Regions from separate parts of the Homo sapiens genome. Here region 2 is linked to region 1. A link is an interaction called in ENCODE POLR2A ChIA-PET data of the cell type or tissue named here. Cell type or tissue: MCF 10A. All regions are shown on one strand.

Region 1 (2,500 bases):
ATAATAATAACAAAGGAGGCAATTCTCCTCCGTACATAATTAATTTGGTCAATTTGTTAGATAAGTTGGAGTCATATTTTCATTAAAATGTAAAGTACTTAAATTATTTTTCCAAATTTATGAGATGAAAAAGGATTAAGACCCTGACATGCAAGAGCTAATTAAAAGAATCTCTAAGTTCATCCATTTGTTTAAGAAAACAAAACAAAACAAAACAAAACAAAACAAAAAAAGATGAATCTTAGGTTCCACCTTCTGCAAATAAGGAAATGGGGGTGTTCTGAGGTTCCTGAGCTTTAGCAACTTGCCCACTTCCCACTATTTCAGCTCTGCTGGCAGTTTCTGAATTGTGTTCCCCAGAAGCACTTGAGCAGTCACTGTGGTGGGGAGTGGGGAGGAAGATAGGCGGCCAGATCCACATGGGACCACAGCAGAAAGGTGGGCTCCAGGCTGTTATATATTGGATTCTGTAAAAGATTTCATTTGGAAAAGGGGTTCTGATGCTTAAAAATAAGTTTGAATGTCACAACCTTTGCCAAAGCACCTGTTTAGAGAAGTTTAAACATGGTTTTGTAAATACAATCATCATCTAAAATGCAGGTTTTTAAAACTTCAGCAGTAAAAAAAGAAATACATAGTTGTTTCTTTCATGTTATCTCATATAGTTAACTAGCAGAGGTAAAGAAGAGAAGCTGGAGTCTCCTGCTTTCTGGTTCAATCCTCCCTGCAGGCTGCCCCCACAGATGCCTGTTTGCAGCAATGAACACACTGCACAAACCTATCACCTATCACTGTAGACAGGCTCCAGGCAGGACCAGCCATGATCAATATTCAACACTTGTCTAATTAGACATTACTGTGAAATCTTTTCCATTTAATGTTATAAGAGATATAATCATACTCACAAGCAGACCTGAAACATCAGAATACTTCTTAGCTGGCTTAAAGGATGGAGGAGCATCAATACTGAAGTCTGGGAAAAAAAAAAAAAAAAGATAACTAAACTGAACTGAAAACATTCAAATCCCTTCTCTTTTTTTTTCTAAAATAGTATTTGATAATATTCCTGAAAATTTCCTTTGTGATTAAGTAGTCACAGAAGTCTCTGGAGATTAACTAGAGAAGTAGGGGAGGATTCTCAGAAACAAGACAGTATGTCACAGGCCAAGTGCAGGCTCCAGATCTAGCCCTGCCCTGTCACCAGGGACCCTCTATTCCCACAGAACCACCGGAAAGCTCATCTGCCCACCAGCTATTTTCACGATCTCACACTACATGGGCTGATGGTGATGAAATGCCAAATGAGCCAATAACTGGATCTGAGCACCCTGACACCCTCATGTCCACACCCAGACGAATGAATGACTAGCTCACTTGTCACCCATGTGAGTCACCCCCATGAAAGAAGTACAGTGGAGTAGGAGATGGTGAGAACTTTGAACTTGTACTTTCCAGTGAAGCTGAACAGAACATATAACAGTGTTTTACATAAATCTGGACACACTGCAGCATGAAGTATTTACTAAACACTGGCTCACAAAGTATAAAAGAGCTGGCCTTTAAGCTGGTTGTCAGGAACCCTCCTAAATCTGGTATTATACTTGGGCTACCTTGTTTTTGGAAACACATTTTAAGAGTAGACTTTTGAATAAGAAGTTTGTCTAGTAGAAACACCAATATTATCATATTGGGACCTATGACCCTAAAAACCACACATCCATGACAACACAAACAAATAGGCTCAATACAGATACAGTTATGAGAAAATACACACATAATCTGCCCAGACTGATGCCACTATAAAATTCTCAAGCTAAAAATTATTTCCTACAATGATGCAAACACAATACAATAATGTAGGTTGTTATAAGACAGTTCCTACTCTGAACATTACAAACACATGGAAGGCTCTAGACAGCTCACAGTTAGGATCGTTCAGTTGCCACGGCAATGCCCTTTCAGAAGCGAGGATTTGTTTCAGGTTCTTCCAGGTTCTGTTCTTCTTGCCAGCTACTGCGCCACCGTGGCCAGAGTGCTTGAATTGAAGGCATGGATTAGAAGAAACAAAAACCAATGGAGACTACCATTTCGACATCTGACATTTATGCCTAATCATAACTGTAATATACCTCTCATCTGTCAACAATCATTAAGACCCCTGAGACTTTTTTTAAAAGGTATTTCACTGTACACATTAACATGTTAATCTTAGTTTAAAAAAGAAGTTTTCAGATTGTCAAAACCCTTGAGTTAGTTTGTGCTGGAGTAGAAATAAAAGGCTACTTCTTTATATGCACGTAAAAAAAAAAGCCTTTATTGGGTCTAACTTTGTAGAATTCATTCATGAATTTCTTCATACTTTAAGATAAATTTACTACAAAGTCAGATTTAAATCCAGGACTGCATCTCTCAACTCCCTTCTCGGGGCAAGTCTCTGCCATGTAAACTGGGGATCCTGGAAAAGTTGAGAAAGCCCCAGTTGCAGTATGGGTACTCTTCT
Region 2 (2,500 bases), 92 kb before region 1:
GAGTGTGGTTCCATGTATCTATCATCTTTTTAAAAGACACCAGTCGTTGGCTTTAGGACCCACCTAGCAATCAAGTATGACCTCATCTTAATTAATTACATCTGCAAAAAATGTACGTTTCCAATAAGGTCATTCTGAGGTTCTAGGTGGACACAAATTTTGGGGGTATTCAACCCAGCACACTGCCTTTGCCAGCTAGTAATTTGTTGAAATTCACCCTTCTGTGACTGCTATGTAACATGAAGTGGGTCTTTTAAATCTATTTCCTTAAGGCAGAGAATGAAGGAAGGGGCCTAAGAAAGGTGGCAAGTCCTGGATGGAAGGTGGATTATGACACCTGGGAAAGCAACATCTGTGATGGGTGGAGAGACTCAAACCGCAAATTTGAATACAAGTCATTCTATCCAACTGCCTGATGCCTTTGGAATCTACCCCTTGGCAAAGACCACGACAAAATATGGTAAACAGAATATAAGGCTATGATGGGATGTATTTATAGTCACAGGAAAATACAGGGCTCTGCCTTGTGGAGGAGATGAAATGGAAACCAATGTGATCTATAACTAATCATCACTCACTTTGTACATTCATAAAATTTCCCGGAAGCAGGAAACTGGAATGAGAATAGGCAAACTGGAAGCAATGCACTGAGCAGTTGTTCTGCCTCCATTCTTTTCTAGATGACAAAACTAAAGACCCCCACAGTGAAAATGCTTATCCCAATTTAGCCAGCTATTAAGTGACAGAACCCAAACTGGATCCCATATCTCCTGACTCTGTTCTTCCTATTTGATCCTGATGCCCCTCAGGAAAATAATTAGAATAAAATAAAAACATACTTCTTGCAAGTTCTGACAATTATTACCTAGAAAGAGGATTTGAGGAAATGGCATTTTTGAGGAAATGGTGAGAAATTTGCCTTTAATTCATATGTGTGTGAGGGAGAGTTCATTTAATTTCTTAGTTTAATATTAAGTTGTAGAAACAGTGTTTGATAAACCAAATCACAGGAGGAAAAATAAGAAAAAAGCTCCTTAACAGTAGGCGTGATGTTAACAATTTGTCAGCAGGAGGCGCTAGAGAGACATTGCAGGAGGAAGGGCTTCCCTTCTGGGTCTGGTGCGCACAGCTTCTCTAGCATCCAGTAACAGCTCCTCCCTGTTTGCTCTTGCATCCTTTGGGGCAGTTTTGTAGCCGAGTGCCTCCAGTGAGAAGCCTCCCAGTGAATGGCTGTCTCTTGCATTCTAGAGGGAAGACTTCTGGTAAGTTCTGAAGGGCAGATTTCAGGAAAGTTTCACTACCATGGCAAAACAGTGACTTTTCTGCTATCCAGTGAGCCAAGGCTATGTACCACAGAGGAGGTGCCTAACAATCACGTGGACAAAATGACACTCTCGGTGAATATAAGTCAGTCTCTTTCCCTAGTGCTTGCTCAACGGACTGTAAACAAAGTAGCCACAGTGGCAAGGATGGAGACTATGTATGGGCTCAAAAACAGGGACCGTCTCCACTCACCAAAACTGACCTAGCGAACACCACCATGTGTACCTACTTTGTCAACAGCAGAGGCCAGTACTAAGCCCTTCAAATGGTCCTCCACCGTTTGAAGAGGGCAACACTAAGCCCTTCAAATAGTCCATGGGAACCAGCCAGCCACCTGGTGGCAGGTTGATTACATTGGACCATTTTATTCATAGAGGAAACAGATTAATCCTCACTGGAATAGACATATATTCTGAATATGGATTCACCTTCCCTGCCTGTTATTCTTCAGCTAGCCCTACTATGTATGTACTTACGAAATGCCTTAGTCATCTTCTTGGTATTCTGCACAGCATTGTTTCTCATCAAGGATCTCATTTCACAGCAAATGAAGGATAGCAATGAGTTCATGTCTATGGAAGGAATCAATTGGTCTTACCACCCACATACTCCAACATCCAGAAGCAGCTGGCCTAACTGAAAGTTGGAATCACTTACTGAAGACTCAATTATGGTGTCAGTTGGGAGACAGCACCCCAAAACAACAGCATTCTGTCTTACAGGGTATCATACATGCTTGGAATCTGAGATCATTATATGATGCTGTTTCTTCATAGCCAGATTACATGGATCTGGGCATCAAGGGGTAAAAGTGAGCATGACTCCTCTCACTTTTATACCCAATAATCCATTTGCAGAATTTTTCTTCCTCTTTCAGAAACTTAGAACTATGCTGGTTTGGAAGTCATAGTCCCCAAGGGAGGGATTCTTCTACCAGCAGACACAGTGTTTCAATTGAATGGGACCATTCAGGAGGGTGAAACTGCTTCCTAGACATATTAGACTTCTTATGCCATTGGACCAACTGGAAAATAAAAAAGTTATATAGGGGAGGTGCTTGATCATGGTTACCAAGAGGAACTTGGGTTGCTACTACACTATAGGGGCAAGGACTATGTCTGAAACTCAGGGAATTATCTAGGGATGCCTCTTATACTTCTGTGGCCACTAGTAAAGG

What was found. Peaks named below come from ENCODE experiments on the same cell type or tissue, not always from the same donor. Only the 100,000 strongest peaks of a DNase experiment are listed, where the experiment ranks them.
Region 2: POLR2A ChIA-PET joins it to region 1 with 6 read pairs; 2 of 35 experiments call an interaction of 5 or more read pairs at or near these places.

The regions. Positions count from the first base shown.
Region 1 is chr18:35,477,377-35,479,876 of GRCh38, forward strand. INO80C (INO80 complex subunit C) reads right to left here. Exons shown (of 5, transcript NM_194281.4): 3 at 1,924-2,035; 4 at 906-973. Among named protein-coding and RNA genes, the nearest start is that of ZNF24TR, 11 kb to the left of the region's middle. RefSeq lists an enhancer at 863-2,062. In MCF 10A, no CTCF peak of the experiment used is centred here; DNase peaks (open chromatin) are centred at 1,345 and 1,985.
Region 2 is chr18:35,385,628-35,388,127 of GRCh38, forward strand. No RefSeq gene overlaps it. Among named protein-coding and RNA genes, the nearest start is that of ZNF396, 9.5 kb to the left of the region's middle. In MCF 10A, a CTCF peak has its summit at 1,101 (motif pointing right); a DNase peak (open chromatin) is centred at 1,094.